7 separate regions of the Homo sapiens genome follow, and all the other regions are linked to region 7. A link is a loop called in an ENCODE intact Hi-C map of the cell type or tissue named here. Cell type or tissue: HCT116. All regions are shown on one strand. Region 1 has its middle 280 kb from the start of CYP26B1. Region 2 has its middle 150 kb from the start of CYP26B1. Region 3 has its middle 220 kb from the start of CYP26B1. Region 4 overlaps EXOC6B (exocyst complex component 6B). Region 5 overlaps CYP26B1 (cytochrome P450 family 26 subfamily B member 1). Region 6 holds the start of SPR (sepiapterin reductase). Region 7 overlaps DYSF (dysferlin).

The links. Hi-C counts contacts between places; a loop is a spot of excess contacts. Peaks named below come from ENCODE experiments on the same cell type or tissue, not always from the same donor. Only the 100,000 strongest peaks of a DNase experiment are listed, where the experiment ranks them.
Region 1: it touches region 7 in a loop (7-fold over the local background); 2 of 110 quality-filtered maps call a loop at or near these places.
Region 2: a loop joins it to region 7, with 6 times the contacts of the local background. A loop is called at or near these places in 25 of 110 quality-filtered maps.
Region 3: it touches region 7 in a loop (16-fold over the local background); 34 of 110 quality-filtered maps call a loop at or near these places.
Region 4: a loop joins it to region 7, with 12 times the contacts of the local background. A loop is called at or near these places in 51 of 110 quality-filtered maps.
Region 5: it touches region 7 in a loop (6-fold over the local background); 104 of 110 quality-filtered maps call a loop at or near these places.
Region 6: a loop joins it to region 7, with 11 times the contacts of the local background. A loop is called at or near these places in 8 of 110 quality-filtered maps.

Annotation. Positions count from the first base shown.
Region 1 is chr2:71,870,039-71,874,038 of GRCh38, reverse strand. No RefSeq gene overlaps it. Among named protein-coding and RNA genes, the nearest start is that of CYP26B1, 280 kb to the left of the region's middle. In HCT116, a CTCF peak has its summit at 2,283; a DNase peak (open chromatin) is centred at 2,278.
Region 2 is chr2:71,993,307-71,997,306 of GRCh38, reverse strand. No RefSeq gene overlaps it. Among named protein-coding and RNA genes, the nearest start is that of CYP26B1, 150 kb to the left of the region's middle. In HCT116, a CTCF peak has its summit at 2,027 (motif pointing right); a DNase peak (open chromatin) is centred at 2,026.
Region 3 is chr2:71,922,373-71,926,372 of GRCh38, reverse strand. No RefSeq gene overlaps it. Among named protein-coding and RNA genes, the nearest start is that of CYP26B1, 220 kb to the left of the region's middle. In HCT116, a CTCF peak has its summit at 2,266 (motif pointing left); a DNase peak (open chromatin) is centred at 2,252.
Region 4 is chr2:72,577,296-72,581,295 of GRCh38, reverse strand. The region is part of intron 6 of EXOC6B (exocyst complex component 6B); the gene reads left to right. Among named protein-coding and RNA genes, the nearest start is that of EXOC6B, 250 kb to the left of the region's middle. In HCT116, a CTCF peak has its summit at 1,512 (motif pointing right); a DNase peak (open chromatin) is centred at 1,535.
Region 5 is chr2:72,142,777-72,146,776 of GRCh38, reverse strand. It overlaps CYP26B1 (cytochrome P450 family 26 subfamily B member 1), which reads left to right. Exons shown (of 6, transcript NM_019885.4): 2 at 2,564-2,788. Among named protein-coding and RNA genes, the nearest start is that of CYP26B1, 3.1 kb to the left of the region's middle. RefSeq lists an enhancer at 1-239. In HCT116, no CTCF peak of the experiment used is centred here; DNase peaks (open chromatin) are centred at 1,256 and 1,706; H3K4me3 peaks cover 2,637 bases; H3K27ac peaks cover 1,085 bases.
Region 6 is chr2:72,885,897-72,889,896 of GRCh38, reverse strand. It overlaps SPR (sepiapterin reductase), which reads right to left and starts at 2,489. Exons shown (of 3, transcript NM_003124.5): 1 at 2,161-2,489; 2 at 1,293-1,583. The coding sequence starts at 2,464. RefSeq lists silencers at 1,435-1,609, 2,248-2,637. In HCT116, a CTCF peak has its summit at 1,875 (motif pointing right); DNase peaks (open chromatin) are centred at 1,916 and 2,546; H3K4me3 peaks cover 2,340 bases; H3K27ac peaks cover 2,038 bases.
Region 7 is chr2:71,543,707-71,547,706 of GRCh38, reverse strand. The region is part of intron 17 of DYSF (dysferlin); the gene reads right to left. Among named protein-coding and RNA genes, the nearest start is that of DYSF, 79 kb to the right of the region's middle. RefSeq lists an enhancer at 1,881-1,960. In HCT116, CTCF peaks have their summits at 1,631 and 1,830 (motif pointing left); a DNase peak (open chromatin) is centred at 1,846; H3K4me3 peaks cover 900 bases; H3K27ac peaks cover 651 bases.

The DNA.
Region 1 (4,000 bases), 330 kb before region 7:
GTCCTGGGATCACACTTTGAGATGCTTATAACTTCCACAGCTTCAGATTTGGTCACTGGTGCTCCTGTTTCAGGTCTAACTTGAACCACTTTTGAATACAAATACAGCTTTGGTTTCCCCTTTCCACTATGGTTTAGCTTCTCCCCCAGCTATTCTGGATAAATGTCCCTCTTCTTCCCTCAACTCTCTGCTCTCCTTGGCACAGGACCCTTTTCTTTTAGGGCAGGTCTCCAGCAGGTGGCGATTGGTTTACAGTACCCACCACTTCCACCACCAGTGCCAACCTCATCCATAATTGTGGCCACCCCCACTGTTGCAACCACCATCAATACCACCTCCCTAGTTCTCCCCACCACATCCAGCACTGCCTCTTCCACCGTCACTGACACTACCAAACACAAGGCCTCCAGCTTCTCACCACATCCATACCATCACTGGCACCACCACCAGGTATCACTGCCCTCTTCATTACCAGCTTCATAAGCATTATGATGCCCACCATCATTTTCTTTTTAAAACCTGCATGGGCGTGGACTGGCATCCTATCCTGACCATCAACTTGAGCGTGACTCAGATTCTTGGTTGACACCTCCACTTTACTTTGACTGCTCTTGTCCAGGAATTGGCAAGAGTTGCCCAATCTGCTGAAGCTGTGGCCCTCAGGGGACCCACACTACTTAGGGCATCCCCTCAGGGGCCCCACACTGCTGGGGGTATCTTCTTAGGAACCCCACACTGCAGGGGAAGGCATCCCCTCAAGGACCCCACACTGATGGAGAAGACCCTTCCTTGATTAACCACAATGATGGAGACTCTGAGGGAGGAACCCTGTCAGGGAGCCCCTAGACTGATAGGAGAAGTATCCCTTCTGAGAGTCTCCAGACTGATGGGGAGGTGCGGTGTTTCCTCGGGCTTTTTCCAGATTGCTGAGGGGACCGTTTCCTCAGGAAGCCCCTTCCTCATATTGAGGAGAAAGAAAGCCTTTCAGAGAACCACTTGCTGACTAAGGGGACTGTCTTCAGGGAGCCTTTGACTAATGGGCGAAGGCCACGCTCATGGAGGTGGGAGACGGCCGGCAAGTGTGGGAATACCTGCAGAAGGGCCTGGAGAGAAGGGCAGTGTTTCCAGTGGCTATCATTTGAGAAAGCAGAGCTGAAAAGCATGCTGCAGACCATAATAAAAACCGTCAGGGAACATGGTGGATGGCCCTTGGGCCTCCTGCAGCCATCAGATTCGGTGGCCATGATGGTGAGGCCTGGAGAAGGTGGCTCTGGGCTGAGTGGGCCCCTTCTGCTCCATGTCCCCAGGCCCCAGCTTCCCCAGGGGCAGCCCAGCCCATCTCTAGCCTGGGCATGGCCAGCGAGCTTTTGCCAGACCCACATTGTTTCCACGGCCGCTCCCTATTTCCAGGTTGTGTCCGCCCTGCCTGACACCAGCCCCTGCCCTGGCAGCCCAAGTGCAAACACCGGGCCGAGGGGCACTCAGGGCCAGGAATGTGTGGAAAGGTGCCCTTGGCCAAACCCAGTGGAGAATCCTCTTCCCCCACAGGGCCAGGGAGGGTGGCCTGGGAGCTCAGGTGTCTTCCTTCTCCTTCTCACTCAGGAGGGAGGTCACATAGCATCTGCTGATGAGCTGGACTCTGATCAGGAGGCAGCATCTCTTGGGGACTTGCACTGATATTACCTTCAATTGTGTCCAGCCATTCTTTTCAGTCCCTCAAGGTCTTCCTCTGCCACTGCCAGGTTTCTCTTTCAAGGTCTTACTAGAAGCTTAGCCCCTCCATGGAATCATCCCTGGTTTTTTTCCTTAGAGAACATCATGGTTCATTTCTTATGCAATCCCATAGTTACTTTGCTTCCCAAATACAGTATAATTCCAACCCTGACCTCAGACAGAGCCTTGACCTTGGCCTCATATGGATCCTGATACTGACCATCAATTGACTCTAACCCTAACCAAAGATAGACCCTAACCCTGGACCCAAACCCATCCCCCACCCCTATCTGCTGGCTTTCAGAGACAGGAGGAAACCAGGTAAGAATGGGTGGTGGCTGGCCTCAGCCCCTCTGCAGTGGTTCTAGTTTTCACACACAATAACTGCTTCCATGAAGTGTGTGTGTGTGTGTTTCCTTTATTCTATTTAGAATCCCTTTCATCACAAGTCCATCCCATCTTCTCCAGGGAACAGAGGAAATAGGAAATGGGTCTCTGGTTACAAGGGGCTGAATTCTGTGCTGAGCCTGGAATTCAGAGGAGCCCGCGGCCGCCTAGTGGGCCGGGACGTCACTGCACCATTGCCTCTCCCTCTCCCGCGCTCGGGATGGGCTGGGAATGTGAATGTAACGTGAGAAGGAGGCAGCCACTAGGACATATGGGACCTTTAGAGCTTGTTTGTCACCTCAGACAGTATCCAGAAGGAATGACACCCTCCCCAGTACATCTCCCCCCACCCCCCACCAGCCCAGCCCAATCCTGGGCCTCCCCACCCTGTTACTCCACAGCATCTGACCACTCCTGTCCTCTTTCCTGCTCATTCTCCTTCTCTCTCTTATTTTCTTATTTTTAGTCTTTCTTTTTTCACACCTTTCTTTCTTTCTTTCTTTCTTTCTTTCTTTCTTTCTTTCTTTCTTTCTTTCTTTCTTTCCTTCCTTCTCTTCCTTCCTTTCTTTCTTTCCCCTTCCTTCCTTCCTTCCTTCCTTCCTTCCTTCCTTCCTTCCTTCCTTCCTTTTCTTTCTTTCGAGACGGAGTCTCACTCTGTCGCCCAGGCTGGAGTGCAGTGGCGACATCTCAGCCCACTGCAACCTCTGCCTCCCGGGTTCAAGCGATTCTCCTGTCTCAGCCTCCCAAGTAGCTGGGATTGCAGGCGCCTACCACCACACCCAGCTAATTTTTGTATTTTTTTAGTAGAGATGGGGTTTCACTGTGTTGGCCAGGCTGGTCTCGAACTCCTGACCTCAAGAGATCCGCCCGCCTCGGCCTCCCAAAATGTTGGGATTACAAGTGTGAGCCACCCCGCCTGACTGCCACCGTTTCTTTCTTATCCAATTGCTCTGTGTTCTCCTTTTGGCCCCTTCCACTTTGTTTTCCCAGCAAAGTCTTATGCATCCCATACTTGGTTACCAAGTTTACTCTTGCCTGACAGTACAGGGCTCCTCGAGCGGATGCAAGCATCCATCTTGCCTCTTTAACCAGAAACATGACCAGCCCCTTTCTCTTGTCTCTTCCACAGCAGGGCCTGGCTCACAGCAAAATCCAAAAATAGCAGTGAGGAAGACCTTAGAGATTCAATGCTTTCATATAAAAAAGGAGGAAAATTGATATCCCCCAAAAGGAAGGCTATTTCCCTGGACAGTCCAGCCTATTAATGATAGAGCTGGAAGCCTGACCAGTCCCCCACCCCAGCCAGGCTGTGCCTTCTCCTCTCTAAGGAAATGTCTTTTGTTCATCCATACCTATTGATTTCAACTGAATTTGATCGAGTTCCTCTGGACTGGCCAATGATCTAGAAATATAGTATCAGATAATCCACAGACACATAAAAACACATCCAGAACTATGGGGTCAGTTTCCCGATATACGAAAAGGAGGATGAGACCAAGTCAGCTGAGTCAGAAGCAAACAGGATGCTGAGACTTGGTCCAGACTCACCGAGATCTGACCCTCCTGGACAGTTAACTAGATGAATGGACAGGTGGACAGAGTGACTGGGTTCTGAGTAAGAAAACGATGTGAGGACAGGAGTCTCTCCCTCCTTTCCTCCTACTCGCCGCACCCCAAGATTCTCATTGAAATGACCAAAGTATTAGAAATGTGTAAGTAGGAAATGTGCAGCATCACTGACAATATGGGAGAGGACCACTCACATGCAGAAGATCAAGGGCACTCTGCAAGATCACACACTGAGGGACAGTGGTAAAGCCGGTCTGTCGTGGTCCCTCCGAGGAGCAGCACCCTTCAAGAGAAGTGAGTTGAGGAGAGCCTGCAGACCCTACCACCGTGC
Region 2 (4,000 bases), 450 kb before region 7:
AGTTAGTAAGTGAAGAGACACAAGTTCTTGGATGGGTAGATTTAATTCTATAACAATATCAATTATTCCCAAATTGCTCCATTAATTTAATTGAATTCCAAGGAAAAACAATTCTATTTTTTTGTAAAAGAAGAAAATTAGGAGGGAATTTATTCTACGAGCAATCAAAAAGCACCATAAAGCCACAGTATTAAAAATTGTACGATACAAGTACAGAAAAAGGTAAGTTGTTGAATGAAAGAGAATTGGAAGTGTAATAGATACACATATGTACAAATGGGAAGTAAATATGTAAATAAGTGGCAATCATAATAGAAGAGGGTATTTTTTTAAATAAATAGGATCAGAATATTTGGATATTCATTTAAAAAATGTACATAATAAATTGACACTGCATTTTAAAAATTCAGACTAAGTAATTAAATATGAAACATGAAACATCTTACCATAAAAGTATTGGAGAATATTTGCATAATATTTCCATCTTTTTAAGCATAACTTAAAGCCTAAAATATATAACATAAAACATTGTCAGATTTTATTAAAATCTTCTCTCTAGCAAAATATCTAAATAGATCTAAGAAGACATATTCAAAACTAGAAATAATATTTGAATATAAATACACCTGAACAAGTCATTAATATCCACAATATATAAATAACTTTTACAAAATATTGATAACTCATACAAAAATGGACAAGGATTATGAAGAGGAGCAATTCATAGAAATCAATGCTTAACTTCTCTAATAATCAAAGAAGTAAAAAATCAAATACAGATTTTTCAGTCTGACAGAAATGATTAAGTGCAATTGTCCAGTATTGGTGTGGGTAAATTAATGCAAATCATTAAGGCAGATTAAGTTCAAAATGTCTATCCCTTTTACTCAACAATTCCATTCCTGGGAACTTAACCTATAAAAATATTTACACAAGTGCCCCAAAGTAATATATAAGAATGTTTATTGCAGTATGGTTTGTAATAATGAAAAATTGGAAACACTCTAAAGGTTCATGAGTTGGGGGCTGATTAAATTAATTATGGTAAAATCAAGTGCCAAATCGTGCAAACGTGTACAGGGAGGATGAGGAAATGAGAAGAAAAACTTGGCAGCAACATCAAACTCTTACTTTTGTAGCCCAGAGACCATAATCCACTTGGATAGCAGGAAATAACTTAGAATCTTCTAGGTTTAACTCTTTCATTTGATAGACGAGGGATCTGATCCCTGACCAATGGTAGTCCATCTTCTACTTGAAGCCACTGGATGGAAACCCTGGTTGTGAAACTTCCTTTGTTATGTAGAGCAAATCTGTCTCTGAAACCTACTTGTCACAAGAGAGCAGCTAAGGAGACAGGGAATGATGGATGAGAGCCAGAGGAGGCAGAGTTCAATGTAACGTAAAACACTTTAGCATCACCTAAAGATCACACTGAAGGTGTGCTGGCAGGGTAGCTGCTGTGGAAGTACTGTAGGAGGGATGTTTGAAAAATGGGTTTGATTCGTTGACCACCAAGGTCACTTCCAGCCATATCTCATGAGTCTATGATTTCACTCATTGGACCCAGTTTTGCCCTTTGGAGAAACACAGATTCAGTCTGGTCCTTATCCCCTTAAAACCCTTCAGATACTTGGAGATAACGCTCCAGTTGACTTTTAGTGTTTCTTCACCAGCTCTACATCTCCAGTTCCTTCCTTTCTCCACACACACTTCTCATATATTATGACTCCTTGATACTTCTTCCTCCAGTCCAACTTTCTTTGGTCACTTAAAAAAAAAATTCTTCAACTATGAAACCAAGAATTTACCAAGAATTCCAGCTGTGGTGTGACCAATGTAGGATATGGTGAGATTTTGACCTTCCTTACTTGGGACACATGGTTCCTGTTTGTAAAGTCCTAAGCTACTTCTTTGACAGCCATTTTATATAGCTGGATCATGTTAGACTCACAGAAGGGATGCATGCTGTAAATTATCGTGAGGTTATGTGTGGCACAACTCTAGGGGGCTCTATTTACAACCTATTGTAGATTTACATATTTCCTTCAGTAGTTTTTCCAGCAGATGGCAGTAAAGTTTCTGAGGAAGGGGGGTGCCTTAGTTCTAAATCACACAAAGATCTTTTCTGGGCTGGCAGTGACCCTGGCTCATAATCAATTAAAAAATATTTTTGATATGAATGTAGTATCTTTATGGCGGACTCTCCAACATCCATCCCTCCTTTCTTCCTTCCTAAAAAATCCCAATTTTGCTCAGCTATCCACCCTTCCCCCATGTGACTTCAGGGAAGGCTCCAGACAGTAGATCTGGATTACTGTAAAAAATCAGGGCTTCTGAGTCTTGAACTACTGACATTTTGGGCCATGTAATTATTTGTTGTGGGAGCTATCCTGCACATTGTAGGATGTTCAGCAGCATCCATGACATCTCTGTCCACTAAAGGCCATAGCATACTCCCACCTTACCAGTTGTGACAACCAAAAAATGTTCCTAGGTATAGTCAAATGTTTCCTGGGGGCAAAACTGCCCTGGTTGACAACTGCTAGCCTAGAGTATCTCAGAGAAGTAAAGCTTTCACACCCACAGCTGCTTTGCCTGTCTCCTTGTTATAGGAGATGATAAATTGCCTTATCCATCTTGAATCAGGTATTTTTGTTACTTGCAGCCAAAGGCATCCCCAACTAATGCAAGGAATTACTGCTAACTCATGTCTACCCTTCCTGTGCTTATACAATTTCTTTTTTTACACCTGAAGGGAAAATCTCCACACTATCTCCATTCACTTTGTTGTTGTTAGCTTTAATCCAAGTTCCAGTCTGGCAAAATACTTTAGAATCCTAATTTTGTCATCCAAATTATTAGCTATCCCTTGCAGTTTGGCATCATTTGTAAATGATGATAAGCATGTCATAAATACTTTTGTGTGAGTTGTTGATTAAAAAATATTTTATCAATATTCTTTAGGTATAGTTGTTCAGCCAGTTACAAATCCGCCTAATTAACCAGTAGCCAACTCACATTTCTCCATCTTATCTACTAAGATTTCAAAAGAAACTTCTTCAAATATCTCACTGCAGTCAGGAAGAGCCATGCCTATAGTACTTCCTGATCCTTGATTCAAATAAGCAAGTATAAACAGACTAGGTCATTTGGCATGAGCTATTTCTTGAGAACCCATGTTTATGCATGGTGATTTAGTGTGCAGAAACTGTCTACTCAGTGGTCCATCCTGGTATCTTATTGGTAAGAGATGTCACACTTATCAGTTTGCAATTTCCACATGCTATCCACCTCGCCTATGTGAAAAATATTCAACATTTGTCAATCTTCTGTTTTGTGGCCCGTCTCTAGTTCTCTATGACCTCAAAAACATTATCAACAATGGTTCAGTAATCACATTTGCAATGATATTTGGTGCTCTGAGAATTCATCCAAGACCTGAATTCATTTAAAGCTACCTCTTGTGTAAAATAATTTAAATAAAGGGGCCCATACACTTACTCAACCAAATACCACAGATGCAAAGGAGTCTCTGCTAAACACAGGGCTTATGAGCCTGGATTAGGAAACACCACAAAGAGTTATCAAACTCCATCTCAGCATCCAGCACAAATAACCAGGATGATCAGTAAACTAAGGGGGAAAGAGAACCTTGAGAGAGCCCTATGCACACAATAAGTGACTCTAATGAGAAAGAAAAATAGACAGAACCGAGCTAAGCTGGTAACCTTCACTAGTTTGGCATACAGTTCGACCTCTTCCCTCTGACCAATTCCTTCTCTCTACTTAGTCCTGTAGCCTCCAATCAAAGACTTTATTGATATGGAACCCCGGGAAGGAGCCTGCAGTGATGTCAGGGCCCACTGAGCTGAGTGAGCAACTGTAGCAGATGTCAGGCTGGGGAGATGAGCTGGGACCAACAGAAATTACAATGTCAGCCTATAATCCCTGAGCTTTGGGAGACCGAGGCAGGAGGATCACTTGAGCTCAGGAGTTT
Region 3 (4,000 bases), 380 kb before region 7:
CTCCAGCCCTCTCCACAGTTGTTGCCTCCAGCTGTCCTGTTCTTTCACAAGGAGCCTGGGTGGGTTTCTGCAGCATGAGCCTCTGCACTCTGTAAGGCTTGGGAGCTGGCTTCCTGGAGTGAGGGTCAGGGTCAGGGTTCGAGTCCTGGCCACGTCGTATATGTGTCAGAATGAGCAATGCCTTTTTAGGTCACATATACTTTGGACTTCAACACTGCTTTATGTAGGCCGTAAAATTAATAGGTGGGAACTAGATTTATGGGCCCCGCTGGGCTGTTCTTTGCTTGTTAGGTTAAACACACTGATTTCCTGGTACAAAAGTGCTTGTTAAAATAATCTCCCCCAGCATGTTCAGAGGGGACATATCTGTCTTTTGAGGGGGTTGGGAGAAGATCGCGGCGCCCCATCCCCACCACCCCTGCTGGCCCACCTGTCATGGCCTCCCCCAGCCCCAGCTGGGTGTATGATGGAATGAATGATCATGTTTCTGGGTGTGAGTGGGGGGCCTAGGGAAGGAACGCACCTCTGTGCAGATAGCACCAGAGCCAGATGCACCCTCGTGTCAACCCCCATCCACCCTGAAGAGCCACTGGCCTTAGTTCCTGCCATATCTCGAGAAGGAGGGCTAGAATCAGAGGGAGGTGTGTGTGCGGGAGGCACAGTGTGGCTGGAGGGGAGCCAGAGGATGTCCTAGCTGTCGCTTCTGAAGACTTGGAAGTCAGAAATGGAGGCGGAGAGGAGGCACAGGCCCTGCTGCCTGAATGCCTCAGCTTCTTCCAGCTCTGCACGCCCTCAGGTGACCCTGTGCTTGCAGATACACGGGGCTCCTCCTCATCTCCCACAGTGCCTGAGGCAGGCATCCTCCCTGAATGACTCACCCCTCCCGGGGGGCAGAGACTGTCTTGCCACCTCCTGCCCTGGTGGGGTACCCTTTCTTCCCCTGGGGGTATGTCTGGTGGAGTCACAAGAGGGCTGGATTTTGCAGAGCTTGTCAGGAACTTCTGACAAGAACCAGGTTGCTCACAGACGTTCTGGGCAGAGCAGGGGCCGGAGCATGTTGGGTCCAGTTGAGGGGAAGACAGTGCTCTGAGCAACTGCAGAGACACCCCTACAGTGCAGGAAGAAAAGCCCAGGCTGGACCAACTCAAGAAGCGTGGTTGGCACTTAGTGGGCCCATGAGATGCTGGTTGAATGACCGTGTGCTGATGGAGTGCTTGGTGCCATCTGCTTGCTTGTTTAAATCCAGCTCGTTTTGAAACCCTCTGAAGGTGATGTTTCCCAGTCCTTGAGCCCATGGCAGTGCCTGGTTCCATGGAATTCCAGGGTGCTCACTGAGCTCCTTTCCTCCCTGCTCGTGTTTTTTCAGGCATCATGGCCTGTTAATCTCCATGGCTTGTCAGTGTTTCCCTCCTAGGCTGCACTCCTCACCCTCCTCTGTCAGCCAAACTGCTCAGTCTTGGAAACTCACTTCAAGACTGCTCCTCTAGGCTCCCATTGCCTTTTGTATTTGATATTTGCTGTCATTTTGGTAAAACACATGATCTACTCCATGCCTAATTCTCTACATGTGTTCTCACATTTCATCCTCATGAGGTCAATATTATACCCAATTATAGATGGATGAAAAAACTGAGGCCCTCTGACATCAATGAACATACCCAAGGCCACCCAGCCAGCAAGTGGAGGAGCCAGGCTTTGAGTCCGGGTCTGAGGACTCTGGTCATTGCTCAGCCCCACCACCTGCTGCCCTGCATGTACCTATTGTCAATCATTATGAGGCTTAGAATCATTGATTTGTAAAACCCAAATCAGCTGGCTGGGCCCCAGGAGCAAGGATATTGTCTAGATCTCTTTTGAGTCCCTAGCCCAGTGCAATGCTAAATGCATGGTAGAAATGCAGTATCTGCCTATCAGTTGAGTTATGATGTTACAACTACAGAGACTTAGGCCTGGGTTTAGACTGCCTGGTAAGAATCTTGGTTCCAGTATTTCCTGCCTCTGAGGCCTTGAGCAACGTACTAAACCCTTCTCTTACTAAACCCTTACTAAACCCTTCTCATGTGGAAAATGAGGCTAATAATAGTACCTATCTCAAAGAGTTGTCGTGCAGCTTCAATGAAATGCTCTGTATAATATGTTTACGACAATGCCTGGAATACACGCTAAGAGCTCAGCATCTCTACTTTCTATCACTATCCTAACCGACTTGACGCTCTTCTTGTTCTGAAATACTGCCACCTGCTGGTAGGTTCCAGGTGCAACCACCACATGCCATTAGTGCCCAGAGCAGCTGCGCCTCAACTGGCTCCCACCTGATCCCTCCATTTGGACCATCCTCCTCCCCTCCACCATAAGCCTTGCTGCTCCTCTCCTTCCAGACCCTGCACACAGCACCTCCTTCTGGGAGCTTCCTTGAGTATCAACCCTGCACAACAGTGAGCACAGAGCCATGTCTAGCTTTCTTTCCCCCTCTGTGCTCCCATCCCCTGACTATTTATTTGGTTGCATGACTTTTAGAGCCAGGATGATGTAGATTTGGACTCTGGTGCCAACACTTAGTAGCTGTGTGATATGGGAAAAATTACTGAACCTCTCTGAGCTCCACGGTTGAAGGACCCCCAGTAAACAGTTCTGTTATTATTCATCCATCTACCCTCTTGTTTCAGTCAGCCTCTGGTGTCCCCCTCAGCTTCCCACAGAGCACTGCTTGCCTTCTGGTTCCCAACTGCATACACCCTCTTAGCAAGTTCTGAAGATTTGTCCCTCCAGTAACCACGGGGCAAAGGGAACAACGCAAGGAAGGGGTTGCCCCGAAGTCAAAGCCCATTGTAATGGTCACATGGAAGGACCTAGGTCCTCACTCTTTTAGTTCCATTCTTGGTTCCCATGTGTTTCATCTTAGGCCTTGCTTGGAGGGGACCCAAACTTCCTGTCTCTCCTGACCACACCCCATGCTCTCCCAACACAGCAAGTTGGAGGAGCTTGGCTTACTCCAACTCCTTCTGGAGGGGGATCTCATGGGGACTGATCTGTAAGCATGGGGGCTGGACCACAAAGTTCTCCAAGGTCTTTTCTAGCTCTGGCATGCTTTGTATCTGAGTCAACCATATTTTGGCTTAATGACTTCCAAATGTCTGCCTGGGAGAACTTGCCTTTGCACCAGTAGCTGACACCACCCCACACAGACCCATGAAAATTTGCCAAGCCCCAAAGATGGGAACTAGGTGTCCTGCTCTTGAGGGAAGACTGACTTCTCTTTCAAATCCAATCCAAGAAGGTCCGAGGCTGAGAAATAACTTAGGTTCTGACTCTGGGTGGGAGACAGTCCTGGGCAACAAGGCAACTGCTCATCTCTCCCATCACTTATCTCTAAGATGAGCACAGCATCCTACTGTGATGGAGGCCTCTGCAGGCCCCTGAAATGCACCACCCATGCCTGTGATCTCACCATGAGCCTCCCTCTTTTGGGTTCAGCATTTGCTTTACAAGTTCATTTTAAACATAGCTTTGGCCCAGGAAGGGTGGCATGTTTTGTGCCTGTCCCTCAGGGATGTGTGAGTTTTCCAGACCCTCGCAGGCAGCCTGGGAGTTCTCAAAGAGGCAGAAGGCGGTGAGGGAGGGCTCCAAGGGGGCCGAGGCTGGGGAGCAGACACTCAGACAGCCTTCACTGTGGTGCAGAGCCTGCCCACAGGCCTGGTGGATTAGAAGGGGTATTTGGTGAGTCCACAACCAGCCCGCGGCGGCAGGGAGCTTTGCTCAGACTTTGTAGACCATCCAATGGCCTCTTTCAAAACAGGATTTTGATGAGTTAAGTGTAAATGAATCAGAAACACATGGGTTGGATTTCCCTCCAAATGCAATGGGGTTTGAATACAGCCCAGGGAGAGAAAAGGGGGTCTGGGAAGGAAAGACGTGGCTTAATCAAACAGGTCTTTTCTTATTTCTATTAACTGTTGCCACCACTGCCTCATGACTCCATGTCCTTTATCATCTGGCCACC
Region 4 (4,000 bases), 1.0 Mb before region 7:
AGTGGGTTGCCAAAGAAAGATGTAGTCCAGAGCCAGTCCTGATAAGTGTGAAAAAACCCTGGTTTGAAACTACAGCTTTTTTACAGTTAATTTTGTTTGGTGAGACTTGAAGTGGCATCTTTGGATTCTTCCTATCTTGATTTTGACATTTATTTTCATGGTTATCCTTTGGGCTTCAGACACTAAACAAGGGATCACAATTCCACTTTACTGTATTGTTGATGGGATGTTATTGTAGCTTTGGTTTCTCTTAGCCTGCGGAGTTGATATGTGACTGGTTTATTCAATTGTATGATCTCATGGAACAGAAGTAAGAGTTAGGAGGAATGAAAAGAGAAGGTGGGAGAGTCAGTACAATGGTATAATGCTAGGGCAGTCTGGTTGCTTAATCCATGGGACTCTCTGAGAGGACTTTTGGAACTGACTATGGAAGGAACAAAGCAAAGAAACATTTCTGTCAGCTCCTTTTCAAGGGTTGTTTTACTTCCAGATTGTGCTGCAGGAGTGCTGAGTACTTCTTGTGGGGTTCCACATTCTGGTATTAGAAAAGTCCTAGGGCAGGCAGCAAGAAGTGTACTGTAAGTATCCAAGTATCCAAGTAACCTGATGTCAGGTTATATTATGTGATGCTTCCAGGCCTGTTCAGAACTGGTTGCTGATGGTAGCTGGAATAAGAGGTGAAACAGAGGATTTAAGTGGAGCACCAATGGTGTCCATTACAGAAACATAACACTTGAAATGTATGTAAATGCAAAATTTGTTATACAGTGATATTAGATGTCATTAATTATTATGTATAGAAATATTGCTGGGTTTCAGATGTTTCCATAGTAGATAGTGAAACAAGATTCCTGGCCGGGTGTGGTGGCTCACACCTGTAATCCCAGGACTTTGGGAGGCCGAGTTGGGTGGATCATTTGAGGTCAGGAGTTCGAGACCAGCCTGGCCAACATGGTGAAACCATGTCTCTACTAAAAATACAAAAACAGAGCCGAGCATGGTGGCACGTGCCTGTAATCCTAGCTACTTGGGAGGCTGAGGCATGAGAATCGCTTGAACCCAGGAGGCAGAGGTTGCAGTGAGCCGATATCGCGCCACTGCACTCTAGCCTGGATGACAGTGAGACCCTGTCTCCAAAAAAAAAAAAAAAAAAAAAAAAATTCTTATTTCTTTTTCAGAGGCAAGATAGGTAAAGCTTGCTTTTTTTTGTTTTTCGTTGTTGTTGTTGTTTGTTTGTTTTAATTCAAGAGACTTCACATGTATTTTCTCATTTAAGCCTTGTGGCAGCTTTGAGGTAGGTTTGATTAATTTTTTTTTATATATATAGATAAGGATATTGCAGAGAGAAGTAACCTGCCCAATTAATAAGTTGCAGAGTAAGACCTATCTTTCTCCAAGAAGCTTTGTTTCTCCCCTGTTATTGAAGCCTATATAATTATATTTGGCCTCTAAGGCCTAAATCTTCTTTTCAACTAGTTTCTTATTCTAAAGGTCATTTGTTTGTATGCCTCTAATCCACTAGAGGTCAGTATTGGATTGAGAAAGTCAGGAGCCTTTAGCTTTTGATTCTTATTATTTTTAACTCTCTGAGTCTTATTGCTAGGTAGCCCTGGAAGCTGCATTCCACAATAAATGTTTATTTAATGGCCTGTGTAAGATGCCTCATAGACACACTTTGACAGTTTTAGAAGTGTTAATAGTGAATTAGTTTGACAGTCCAGGTTAGGTCATGCTTGTGGGCTCTCCTCTAACTTCTAATGGGTAGAAAAGCACTCAAGTCAAGTCTTTTATAAGTTTTTATTGGGCCAAATCTCATTTTCACATGAATTCCCTTTTGTTACCTGTTGCCTTTATATAATAAATATCTAAATTTACTATGTGTATGCCACTTTCTGGACTTGGGGCAGTCTAAGAATGGTAAAGTGTTTTTCTTATCCTGAAAGAGTTGTATACACTGAGGTGCTTTACTGTCATTTTCACCTGGATACCCAACAGGTTTAGGGAACTCATCTTTTTTTATCCTGCATTCAACTTACTATTTTCATGGTTCCTATTGCTTGGAATGGCCCCACTGTTTAGTCATCACGGCCAGAATACTTGTAGTTATTCTTATTTCCTTCTTCTCTTCCATGTACCACATTTAAGTCAGTTAATTCTGTTACTTTTGCTTCTTGTAATCTGTTGCTACCTTTATTCAAGTTCTCATAATGTTATTTGGACTGTTTTAGTGATGTATATTAGATTTTCTATTTCCAGTCTTTGTCTTCTCTCAGTTGACCACTCCTTGACTCCTAGAGGGTTTGTCTGAATTGTAAAGCTGATCCATTATTCCCCTGCTTACATTCTTTCATTGTTTCTCTAACATTGAAACTGCTTTATATAGCATCTTTATCTCCTGTTATTCCTTTATAACCTATACTCTAATTATACAAAGTTACTTGCCGTTTCCTGAGTGGATAATATTTTTTTCATACATAGTCCTTCTCCTGCTGCTTCATTCTTCTGGAATGGTTACTTTTTTCATTTATCTCTGAAAAATCATATTTATTTTTTATCATATTTATCCTTTATTTGTTGATTTGCTTCCTGTAATAGTATGATGTGAGATTCAGGGGTCAGGGTCTCCATCTTATTTCTTTGTATCACCAGTGTGCAACACAATGCTTGGTACCATGTAGACTTTTAACACGTGTTTGACTGAAGGTAGGAGTACAGAGAGGAAGCATCATGAGTTAGAGCAGTGAGAAATTGCTTCCTAAAGGAAGAAGAATTGTACTTGGGTTTTGTAGGAAGGGTTAGATTGAGGCAAGGAAAGGTAATCAGGTAAAGAAATGGCGTAACTAAGGATATAGAAGTGGAAATTTACCCAGCGTATTAGGAGGTAGAGCCTCATCCAATTGGAAGATTCATCTTGGAGGGTATTGGGTAAGTACATTGGAAAATTAGGTTTAGCTTCTATTATGGTGGAATCTAAGTGTTAGATTATGAAGTTTAGACTTGTTTAAATCCCTCTCCCCACCTGCCCAATTTCCCTTATATCTAATTGACATGATGAACAAATGTGGTTTAAGAAGAGCCTGGCTGTATTAGGTAGGGGGATTGTAATTGGAAGGTGATGAGTTCCATTTTAGGTGTGATGGAAATGAGGTGATGGTGGAACACACATTAGTAATAGGAAACAAGACCTGTGCTACTGGGTTTTGGGAGAGTAGAAAGAGTGATTTGAGAGATAAGTGTTTGAGGAATAAACCTTGCTCAATTTCTCTATATTAGGAAATCAGAGAAGAATATATATGAAGTACTCTTGAGAAAGAGGTGGTTAAGTGTGTAAAAATTACTTACAAATAGAATGAACAACTAAGAAAATGAAAACACCTAGATGCTTTCTAAGATCTAGCTGCTGTTTGTATTCCTTGTACCCCTCTCCCTCTATTCCATCCCAGTCAGCAGAAGTCAGTCAGCTGCTTCTTTGACACATTATTATAATGATGGTCTCTGAAGGGATAGAATCAGTGATCTTGATGAAACAGCATAGCATGTTAGAAAAGATCTCTGAAGGGCTTTTTCTTTTTTTGATTTTCATGGACTTCAATGTCACATTTTCATTTTAATATATATTATATGTATTTATATATTTATATCAGTATTTAGTCTTCACCACCTCCTGCCAGTACCATAACATACATTTTGAATAGATGATAACTTTCATTTGTTCATTGCTTTTGAAACACTGACAATATTTTATTGATTGTGAAGGAAATATAATTAACTTGGGATTCAATAAAATACGACTTATGAAATCGTTTGGTTTTGCTGTACTGCAAGAGGATAGAGTTAAGGGAGCAAATGATCACTCTCTAGTTGAAAGCTTGCTTTTTAAAAATATGAAAGTTTTAAAGGAAGTTCTACCTTCCTTTGTGCCCCGGAGTCCTTGATCCCTTTTTGTATATTTTGCATTGGAAGTAAGTGGGGAAGAACATCTTACTTTTGAGAACAATAG
Region 5 (4,000 bases), 600 kb before region 7:
ATGTGATACACACCGGTTTTCTTCTTGGGGTGGGGGAGCGGAGCGCCTCTGCAGTAACTGCGGGAGGTGTATTTGTGTGTACGCGCGTTTGTTCTGTTAGGGGAAGCAGGGATGTCCTGAAACTGACAATCCCCGCACTAGAGAGGTGAAGCGAAAGGTGAGCGCTGCGACCTGTGGGTTTACAGGTGCGAAAGCTTGGCTTGAAATTAACAGACGCGTGCAATCCGCGCGCTCGCGCACACACGCACTCACCCTGCCCCGGGACGAGTGACAGCGGAGCGGGGGCGGGGAGGGGGTTCGAAGTTCCTCTGCCCTGTGGTCTTTCCACGTCCCGGATTAGGCCCATCTCTTTTTGGGGTTGTTCGTGCAATGAGGTGGGGGTCCTTTCAACCAATGGATGTATCACCCCCCCACCCCCCGCAAAGAAATCCCCAGAGCCTTTCCCTCGCCACCACACTTAAAGTGTCAACTGCAGCGGTGCTCTAGGCTTTGGGCCGCGAATTTAGGAAATAAAATAACTTGGGCAACGGCTCCCGCCTTTTAGAGCCAGTCTGCTGAATCCACGGTCTGTCACCACCCACCCCCACTTCGTTTCCTGACCTCTCTGCCCCCCCTCAGGTCCCCATGACCTTTTCTCCGAATCCCACAAGAGCCCCTGGGGGTCAGCGTCCAACCTGCACAGAAGTTAGGGAGGAGGAAACCTAAGCCTCCCCATCCCTCCAACCCGGGGCCCTAGATCTGGAGGTGAGGAGGGAAATAGGGGGTACGTGTACAGGAGCGCCTAAGGGGTTAATGAGAGCCCTCTGAATCCCAGCGTTATTTTTTCGGAGTCATTTATCAGATTTTACGGGGGGACCTCCAAGGGCTCTCCGTTTCCACCGAGCGCCATCTAAACAGAGCCCAGGGCTAAAAATACAACATTTTTGTATAAATTGGACTCGCGGCCCGAGCGGCCGCCCCTATGAAAGTACTCTTTGTGAAGACCGTGGAAACGGCGGACAAATAACTCTTTATTAATGCCACAAAAAACGCACTTTAATTATAGTTAGGCAGATCAGAGGCGGGGGGTGGGGGCGAGGCGGCGGCGACCTCGGAAAATTCACAACCCAACTTTTGTGTTGAAAGAAAAGAAAAACAGAGGAAAAGAAGGAGAGGAAAGACGGAGAGTGAGACGGAGCGAGGGAGACGGGTATAGCAGACGGAGGGAGGGAAACCCTCGCCTCACCACCCCTTCTGTCGCACCCCACCTCCGCCTAGATTTTTCTTAAAGGGGTAGACGCCGTCTAGAAGGGCTGCACGGCAGGGGGAATTATCCCCGCCTTCCAGCCTGGGAGGGGGACAGCGTTCCCGCGGCCCAGCCCCCCTCCTGGCTGCGCGGGCGCTCCCAGCTCGTTCCCCGTCGCGCGCCGGGCCGGAGGCGCATGTGGAAAAGTGATTAGGGCTCCGGGTTCTGCAGAGTCACTTTTCGGCTGTACTGGCGTGTGTGCACATTTAGCTGGAAGTAGTTTTCTGTGGAAAAAAGGAAAGTGAGGAGGGGGACCAACCCGGGCTAGGGGGACTGAGTTGTCCCCTCGGGGGTGCAGGAGCGGGTAGATCTGGAGCCCGAGTCGGTACGCTCGTGGGCTGGCAGGCGGGGCGGCTAGACAGGTGGCGCCCCTCCCCTTTGCGCCGGGTGCTGCCCCGGCAGGAGAAGGGTTAACGTGGGGTGGGGTAACTAGTGCCGACGTCAAAGGTGAGCGGGACGCCCTTGCCCCCGCCCCTCTGAGGTCTCCACGGTTTCCGGTACCCGCGCCCGGCCGGCTCCGCCAGCCGTTTCGAGAGTCCGGCCGGCCCCGGCCCCGCCATCCTCGGCTTGCGCCGCCACCACCGGGGATCTGGTTACCTGCGCGGGTCGCCCTGCCCGGTCCCGCCCCGCCCCGCGCTCGGGTTCCAAACTCCAGGGCGGCAACCAAAGTCCGTCTCCGTTATTTCCAGGGCAAAATGCATTAGGAAAATCGCGGCTCTGGGCCCGTGACCCCGCCCTGCAGAGTCCTCCGAGGGCCGCCGGGTCCCTGCGCGGGCCACACCGGAGAGCGGAGGAAACTCCAACCCCCATCTGTAGTTGCTGCCTCCGGGCACCGACCGCTTACCGCTATAAATAATCTTTGGCCTGCGGCCACCCCGCGGGGTCTCGCCAGCCCGTGGCCCGGAGCCTGGAAATATTTATTCCGAGAGGCTCCCGAGCGCGGGGTGGGGGTGTGGGGGTGGGGGTGGGGGCGGAGACTCCCGCTTCGGGTCCAGCTGTCCGGGATACCTCTTTCCTCTCGAAAGTCATTACCAAAAAACAGCCTCCTGGGGGTGCCCCTGGGCCTCCGCCTCCTTGCATTATTTATTATCCTCTAGGCCCTACTTCGCAGTTCTTGTGCACGCTATGAAAAATAAAACCTGCGTGCTCGTCTGTGTGAGTGTGTTTGGTGGGGAGAGGGGGCAGGTGACTGTACCCCGGGTTGGGGTCCGCCGCCCCTCCCTCGCGGGCCCTCTGCAGAAGTGCACCCTGAGAGAGACCCGGGTGTGGCTCCCGCAGGGTTCTGGCTTCCAGTCGTCGCGGAGGGAGAAGTATGGCAACGTGTTCAAGACGCATTTGTTGGGGCGGCCGCTGATACGCGTGACCGGCGCGGAGAACGTGCGCAAGATCCTCATGGGCGAGCACCACCTCGTGAGCACCGAGTGGCCTCGCAGCACCCGCATGTTGCTGGGCCCCAACACGGTGTCCAATTCCATTGGCGACATCCACCGCAACAAGCGCAAGGTAAGAACTCTGCCCGTTTTCTTCCGCGCAATCCCTCCCCCACCTCGGGGCAAGGAGTTCCTGGAGCCCGGGGAATGTCCCCTACCGAATCTGTGCCCCCCTTTGCACACCATGCTTGAAGACTCCGCAGTTCCCCGCCGACAAGGCCTCGAGTCCGGATCCAGGGCCTGCTCCGGCCTCCTCTTGGTCCCTTTTCTTGCTGGCCGACTGCGTCATGGGCACCCCCAACGGTGGCTTGGAAGAGCTTGAGCGTGCGGGGTCTGGGGTGTCCAAAGCCTGTCCTTGCCTTGCTCCACAGAGCTGGAAAAAGAAGGGGGCGGGACAGTTGGCCGGCGTTCGCCTTTTCGCCACGTTTCCCAGGGAATTCCGAGGACTGGAGACCGATCATTCTAAAATCAAAGCTGTCCTTCCCACCACAGGCTGCTTGAAGGGAGTCGCGGGCAGGCGGCTGCGCGTGGAGGTTGGGGACAGCTTGTGGGCTGCGGTGGCGGGGCCTGGTCAGAGAGGTGCGGCGAGCCTGGGCAGCGGAGCGCACGGGTCTGGGCCGTGGGGGAAGGGCGGGCGGGGGGAGAGCAGGCGAGGCACGAGCGGGGATCAAAGCGCACCCACCCCCCCCCGAAAGAGGAAGGGAAAGTGGGTGTTTATCCCTTGGATTTCCCGAGCGACTGGAGGAGGCGCGGAGGAGGCGCGCACGGGACAGGCCCCCGCCCCTCCCGGCTGCGCTAGGCTCCCAGCGCTGGCGGCACGTGCTGTTTGAACTGCAGTAACCCGAAAGCGGAGCCAGCGGGCGGGCCCTAAGCCGCCGGGAGGGAGGCTGCGCGACCTCTCCCACTCCATTTTTTTCCACTGGGTCAGAGGACTCACCCAGGTTTGAAACCTAAGGAAAGGGAGAGGCAGCCCCCCGTCCCTGAGCGGTGGCAGACCGGGGAGGTGGGGAGGCGGACTCCCTCCGTCAGGGGCCGCATGTGCTGTGGTCTTGGCGAAGGTGGGGAGCGCTCTACTAGCCGACGCATCCTGTAGCACTTGACGTTCTCTGAACAGCCTGTGAAGGGTAATTCTTAACGGCAGACAAAAGAAGGAGCGGTCAAACCGAGGAGACTGGGTTGCATCCCTGCCCCCACCCCCGTTCCCTTATACAGCATGTATTTCAGGAACTGGAAAGGGGCTCCCAAAGTCCTCTCTTCCATCTGCCCCACTCCTAGCTGGAAGCAG
Region 6 (4,000 bases), 1.3 Mb before region 7:
TGCTGAGAGAGGACTTGCTGCCTTTCCAAACAGCCCATTCCATCTCTGAGCACCTGTTAGAACATTCTTCCTGAGACCGAAATGAAAACCAGACTGGCCTCTGCCTTGGTTCAGGCCCTGGGGACCTCCTGAAAATCTCAGCTCCCTCATAATGCCCAGGGCAGCCTCCTGAGACCAAACGCAGCCATGTGGACTTCTGGAGTCTGCTCTGCTCCTGGTTGTAGCTTACATTTGGTCACTGTTGTTTGTGCGAATCCTTGGGCTGAATTCAGAGTGGATGATGAGTTGAATGTTGGTTGTGAGAATAATTGTGCATGTGTGTTGGGGGGCAGGGGTGGTAGGGGCTGGGGTACTGGAGAACATGAGGAAGAACTTGAAAGCAAGGTGGGATCCAGCCCTGCCACATCTGTGCTTTGTGCAGGCCATTCTACCTGTCTGCCCTGGGAGCCTGACCCTATTCCCCAGGGACACAGGCTACTGGATTTCTGCCCAAGTTGCTCAGGCTTTCCATGGCTGCTCTGTCACCACCTTCTGATTGCAGCAACCTCAAGCCTAAAAGAGACTCCTCACTATTAAGACAGGGGCGCTGTGGCATCAGAAACTAGACCCAGTATCACAAGACTCCCTGTCCTTTGGCGTTCATGAGAGCAAGGGATCTATTCTATTTATCCCAGAATCCTCAATAGTGTTCCAGCACAGTTCAGCCAGGGATGGTCAGCACTCAACAAAGTCTGTCTGCTCTCCATACAGCTAGCATGTCCTGCAGCTTGCCTTAGTGTAGTGCTTTGCTAGGTGTTAGGAACACACATCTGCATAGTGCAAAGGCTTTCCTGTCAAGGGAGGGAAGGAGGCAAGCAAACATATGCAGACAATACAGTGTGGTCAGTCCTATTTAACAATGAGGCAACACTTCACAGGTCAGGGTCATTTTCACATACAGTATCTCATTCAGTCTTCCCAAGTGCCCTGTGAGGCAGGGAGCGTCTTCCCCATTTCACATGAGGAAGGCCTGGAACTCAAACCCCAGTCTTCTCCCAAACTCCATCTAATACCTCAGACCTTCCTGCCCCACCCTCCAGTCCAGGAAACTCCTCACTCTCTACCAGTATCCCCGGCCCCTGCCACCTCTATTTCCCCTGGGTCTGTATTTCCCCTAAGGGGTGATGGGTCAAGATTCAAGGACAAAATCCTGTGGGTTGTTTCCTGGAGGGGGCGGACTAGGCCGCTTGCCCAGCCCCCAGAGGCGCACCAGTGGGTTCTGGAGGACAGGGACGGCAGGACTTCCCACCTACCTGGGGCATAGTTCAGCACCCTCACATTAGGTTCCTCCAGCGCCAGGACCTGGAACAGCATATCACGAGCAGCCTTTCCTGCACAGTACAGCGCCCAGCCTTTGAAAGGTTGCAGGGCACAGAGGGACGAGATGTTAACCACGGTTCTGTTGAGGCCAGGACTGTCCGGGAAGGCCTTCAGGACGCTGGAAGTCAGGCAGAGCATGGAGGTCAAGTTCAGTGCCCAGTAGTTGTTCACTTGAGTGGAGTCACTCAGGTCCACGAAGCCTTTGGACACATCCCCAAGAGAGCCTGAAAAACCAACCCTTAGGAGTAACTCAGTGCAGGCGGGGCTTTCTTCTTCCCCAGCCCTCCCAAGTTCCTCCAGATATCCTCTTCCCATGCAGACCTAGAGGAGGAAGCTGCCTAGCGCTTCTGAAGAGGCTTCTCTCTTCCCCAGCTCTGCGGAAAGACACAGCTGGGGAACCTAGCCATCCCAAGCTGCAGAATGAGAAGGCACCTGCCTTGCCGTGGGGCTGAAGGAAAGCTCTAGCGGTCCTTTGGAGAAGCAGAGAGTTTACTTGTTTGGAGACTCCAAGCCCTGACTCAGGCCTCCGCCAGAGGGCGCAGAGCAAGGGGCTCGGGAAAGTTCTACAGGCGCTTTGGAAAACCCGGCTGGCCAATTTTCCAGGAAGTGGGGGCAGACTGTTGTCCCGACGGCACCGAGTCTTCCTGTACACCTCGCCTCCACTTGCTACTCAAGCTGGAACAACTAGGGCTTTAGATTTCTAGGCGTCCTATCTGACCCCTAGGAGTAGCCCTTAAATTCCCCAGCGGTGGAGGAAGTGGGCGCTCACATGGGGAGTCCGCTCCAGCCCCGGGGTCTTACCCGCGTTGTTGATAAGCAGCAGTCGCTGCAGCCCCTTGGGCCGGGGGAGCTCGCGCAGGGCGCCGAGCAGCTGCTGCAAGCCGGCCTCGGCGCCCAGGTCGGCGGGCACCCGCACCACGCGCAGGCCAGACCGCTCGGCGCCCAGCTCGGCCTCCAGCTGGCGCAGTGCCTCGTCGTTGCGGGCGCTAAGGACAAGCACGGAGCCGGGCGACAGCAGCGAGGCCAGGAGCGGGGCCAGCGTCCGGCCGAAGCCGCGGGAGGCCCCGGTCAGCAAGCACACAGCACGCCCCAGCCCGCCCTCCATGCTCCTGTTCTCCGCCGGCGGCGCTGGCACCCGAGACCAGGCAGGAGGCGGTGCGGCCGCGGGGGGCGGGACCGCTACGGGTGTCGGCGGGGCCGCCCTGCCGGGGCGGGGCGGGAACCTCAGGCTTCGGGCCGCGAGCGCCCAGGGGTGCTGGTTCCCTTGGGATCTGGTTCCCTTGGTTGCTGGTGGCGGAAGTCAAACCGTGGCGGTAGCCCAGTCCGTGCCAAGTGGGACAACAGAGAGGGCCGGCAGGCGCGGCCCACACGGAAAGCCCTAGCCCGGTTCCCAGCGCTGCCGTGTTCTTCGCCCGCAAGCTCAGCCTCCGGCTGGGACGCATGCTCGAATTTCCTCCCAGTTCCAGCCCTAACTTTGCACTACTGACCTCTTCCAGGGCAGGCCCTGCACTGGGTGCTGGGCGTCCCTGGTCGTGGCCAGTGAACACCCTGAATGAAGCTTATGCCTGTTTAGGAATTGAAGTCTCTGCTTGTTTGGGAGCTCACCGCTCTCTGGATGACAGGAGCTTCCTCTGGGAGAACCACAGTGGCTCCAAATGATATTAAAACCTTTCCCTTTTACTAGGCCCTGAGCAGCTCCGTGATCCCACCAGTAACCCCTGCTTCTCTGAGATTTCTGACTCCTGTCCCTAAAAGTGTGTTCCCCAGGATTCTGCTCCTGCTCATGCTACAGTCTCCCTGGCAGCAATTCCATCCACTTTCAGCTTCAAGTTTGCGCAATCATCTGTCTGTACCTCCAGGCAGGTGCTTCAGAAAAATCCACATTTTTTTTTTTCTAGGAGAGGAGGAACGTGAGACAAGTTGGCATGCAGCTACATATATTAAAAAGGAATCTCTTCATGGTTTCCTTCTTAGTGGCCGAGTGGTATTCCATTGTGTATATACATATGTCCAAATATTGTGTGTCAGTTTTTAAAAAACGAATCTCTTTAGAGTTTAGCAAGGGCAGTAAGTAACCTCTGATAACTTAGCCCAATTCCCCACAGGGCTGATCCCTCCCCTGGGGCTAAACAGCAAAGTTACCGCCTTTCCACTATTATTGCCAACTCTAAGGAAGAAACAACTTGGAGGAAGGCTTTTTTCTTTTCTTTTTTCTTTTTTTTGACAGAGTCTCGCTCTGTGGCCCAAACTGAAGTGCAGAGGTGTGATCACAGTTTACTGCAGCCTTGAATTCTTGGGCTCAAGCAATCCTTCCACCTCAGGCTCCTGAGTAGCTAGGATTACAGGTGCGCACCACCACGCCTGGCTAATTGTTTTTTAAGCTTTTGGTATTTTAACGCTGATAAGACTCTGTATATGTGTATACCATTTGAAGTTGCCCTGCTTTTCACTTACCTATTCACACTGAAGATAAAGATCTCATTGGCCCAACAGCTTACTATTTAAAGAATTTTAATAGCTTCTCCCTGCTCTCCAGGCCTTAGAAGACAGGTTGATGAAAGCACGATCCCATCCATCCATTCATTTGACATTTGTTAAATTTCTACCATTTGCCAGATTTTTGAAGAAAAGGAGGGAACAA
Region 7 (4,000 bases):
CTGCCTCGCAACCACACCTTTTCATTAATTCACCCATTCTTTCTTTCTTTTTATTTATTTATTTATTGAGACAGTGTCTTGCTCTTGTTGCCCACACTGGAGCACAGTGGCCCAATCTCGGCTCACTGCAACCTCCGCCTCCCAGGTTCCAGCAATTCTGCCTCAGCCTCCCAAGTAGCTATGATTCCAGGTGCCCACCACCACCTATTTCTTGTATTTTTAGTGGAGATGGGGTTTCACCATGTTAGCCAGGCTGGTCTCGAACTCCTGAACTCAGGTGATCCACCCACCTCAGCCTCCCAAAGTGCTGGGATTACAGGTGTGAGCCACAGCACCCAACCTAATTCACCCATTCTTTCATTCATTTGTTCATTCAGCAAGCCTAACCAGGTGCAGGAGGAGGCACTGGGAATGTGTAATAAGACACAGCCCTGTTGGTGTCTTAGGTCAATGACTCCTGACTTGGGGGCGGATCGCAGTCTCTGGGTGTGAAGGTCCATCCCGGGCTCTCGCCCCTGTGTCTGCAGACAGTTCAAGAGCACAGTGACCAGTGAAGCCACCCAAGACAAAGCCTCTATTTAGTCCACATCACCGTTCTGCCAAAACACAAGTGTTTTATTGTGTTTTCCCTCAGCCCAGGAAGCTGGGGCTGTGGAAGCCCAAAACACAGATGAATGCTCCCAGTTCTGTGGCCCGAGCAACGAAGCCCAGCTGCCTCACCTGGGGGAAGCTGAAGGAGATAGACAGCAGGACCTCCCAGCCCAGTGAGCCACAAGTCCCAGCCCTGCACACAGTCCCCGGAACATGCATGAAGAAGCTGAGGCCATCACCTGCGGTCTGCCCCGCCAGCTCCCTCTGCCTCTCGGCACATCCCCAAGCCCATGGCGGCTGGCTGCCTGACTCTCGCTTGCGCCAGGCAAGAGGAGAAACTGAAAACTGCTGGGAAATCAGCATCATCTACATTCCAGAGACAAAAGGAGACTAACTTTGGATTTCTTAACTATGGAAAACACTAGGATACAAGTGCTATTTATGGAGCATGAGTTTCCTATGTATAAAGTTATCAAAGAATCTGTGTATGTTTCACAGAGCTCACGTGCCTGTTACCTCTCAAAAGACCTGCAGCTTCTAAGGAAAGCACTCTTTTTTAAAAAACAAAATTCTTACTTAATACTTCAGAGCACAGGGTCCAAGGAACACTCTAGTGCGCCCAGGCAAATTTGTGGGCAGAGGTGTTTAAAAGGTTAGTGTCAGGTCTTGCCCTCACTGGAAACAAAAACAAAAACAGAAAAACAAAAACTGCTAGTTGAACCAAATCATCTGGTGAACCCTGAGGCGGGGAAATACAGAGAAAGAACTTGTTTTTACAGTTCAGTTTCATTTGGTCTTTGAGAGCAGTGAGGAAATAGAAGTGTTGTCTATCACCCCAATGGGCTACAAGCCCACAACGTGGAGAAACAACATAAAAAAGGGCTGAAAGGAAAGTTGGAGCGACGCGTTCTGAGGGGGCTGCAGGCAAGTCGGGGAGGCTTGGCCCGAGCAAGGCAAGGGCCCGACCTCAAGGCCGGAGAGAGGCCCTGGCCCCAGAAAGGGACCCACCTCTGCAGGAACGGGTCGGCAGAGTCCGAGAGTCATCAAGGACAGCTCCAGTTGGATGCACAAGTTTAACTCTTTTACTGCCACTTAAATCAAGCTATTTAACTGCATGTTCAAAACCGGTTAGCTGGTTGCAAGAAGATTCTCATTTCTTTCCAGAACCATCTGTGATGGAAGGTGGTCCCGACTTTGAATGCCTTCCGCAGCATGCTGGGTTGCCCGTGACCTGAGCGCCATCTAGTGACCACATAAACATCTTTCTTACCTTCCCACCAACACACTCATGCGGACACAGAGAAAGGTGAGGGCTCACACAGCATAGAAATGAAGACAGGTCGGGGGATGTTAACTCTCCATCAGGGGGCTGGTGGTAGGCACGGCTGCAGCGTCATGAAACACAACTGTCGGAAAACAGTCAGAAATGCCACAGTGTGCCCCCACCACTGTCTGCCCCTGGATTGAGAGATGAGAGACAGTGCCAGTCAGAAAACTGAAGACGAGGTTCCTTCCATACCAAGAGTACTGACCTGTGAGGTGACCCTCTGTCTGCATTACCACCCCCAAATCTCTCTACCTGTGCAGGAGACAGCCCTCCTTAGAAACTATCTGAACAGCAATTAGTGAAGGGGCCACATCCCGGAACAGATTGTTCCCCCAGCGAGGAAGGGAGGGGCTGGGGCAGGAAGAGGAAGTTCGCAGTGCCTTCAGGAAGGTCGTTTCTGGGACTAGTCCAAAGTTCCAACAAGGAAATCAGAAGGCAGAGAGCAGCTAGATGTGGAAGCTCAGGGAGGGTATCTGGGAGTTTACTGTACAATTCTCTACCTTTGCGTGTACTTGAAATTTTCTATAATTAAAAGTTGCCCTTTAAATGTTTCAGAGAACTCAGCCAAACCAGTCTTTTCATTTCTTTCTTGCCACATGGCCTTGGAATATGTCATCACCTCTGCCTGGAACTCTTTCCTACTCCTCACGTGCCGGTGGCTTCCCCTCTGGCAGCCTAAGACACCTCCTCCTAGAAGCCTTCCTTGATTCTGTCAGGCAGAAGCAGCTCTCCCCTACTCTGTTATTCTCTTTCACCATGCATGTCCTTCTCTTCGAGGGCACTTAAGACAACTTATACCCATATTTTTATTTGTCTATTTGTTTGTCGCCTGCCAGGACTCTAAGTTCCCTGAGGGTGAGACCAAGAATACTTTGTTCAACCCTCTATGCCCAGCCCCTGACAGAAGGCATATGTTCAATAAGCATCTCCTAAAAGAATGAAGTGAATGAAAAACAATGTCAGGTACATGCCTCTGATAGCTGCCTACATTTACGGAAGGATCTGAGGACATCAAGCAGCTAGAAGTCTAAGTTAACAATGTCTTGCTTAAAAACGATGTTAACATTTGGGAGGCCAAGGCAGGTGGATCACCTCAGGTCAGGAGTTCGAGACCAGCCTGGCCCACATGGTGAAACCCCGTCTCTACTAAAAATAAAAAATATTAGCCAGGTATGGTGGCAGACAACTGTAATCCTGGCTCCTTGGAAGGCTGAGGCAGGAGAATCGCTTGAACCCAGGAGGCAGAGGTTGCAGTGAGCCAAGATCACACCACTGCACTACAGGCTGGGCGAAAAGAGCAAGACTCCATCTCAAAAAAAAAAAAAAAAAGAACATTTTTAAAAATGGTATCTCCTCCAGTCTCCTCTTCTAGGAGAAGAACTCCTAGAGGTCTCCTACAGATCTAGAATCTGGAGACGATCTCCAGCTTCAAGAGCACTGGGTAGAGTCGGCCAGAAACTGGGCACGTTAACCTGTCCTCCAGCTAAAGATCTGAGGAGATGGATGGACAGAGAAAGACCCACACACCCTATCTGTGAGAGATACCAACACTGAACAGATCTTGTGGGAGAGTGAATAAAGCAGGGAGAGGGCAGAGAGCCAACCAGGATATGGAAACCACATCCATAAGATTCAGGAAAGCATTCACCTGCATATTACAGAAAATGATTTGGAATCCTCAGTAGAGTACAAGAAGATGTAGTTTTTGTGGAACAAAGCAGAACTGCCGGGAGAGAACAGACGAGGAGCAAAGAAGTAAAGGAAAATATAAAAGGAGTGACAGGGAAAAAAGAAGGCTTGAGCCCTCTCCCTCTCCCTCTCCGTCTCCCTCTCCCTCTCCGTCTCCCTCTCCCTCTCCCTCTCCTTCTCCCTCCCCCTCTCCCCACGGTCTCCCTCTCCCTCTCCCTCTCCCCACGGTCTCCCTCTCCCTCTCTTTCCACGGTCTCCCTCTGATGCCGAGCCGAAGCTGGACTGTACTGCCGCCATCTCTGCTCACTGCAACCTCCGTGCCTGATTCTCCTGCCTCAGCCTGCCGAGTGCCTGCGATTGCAGGCGCGCGCCGCCACGCCTGACTGGTTTTCG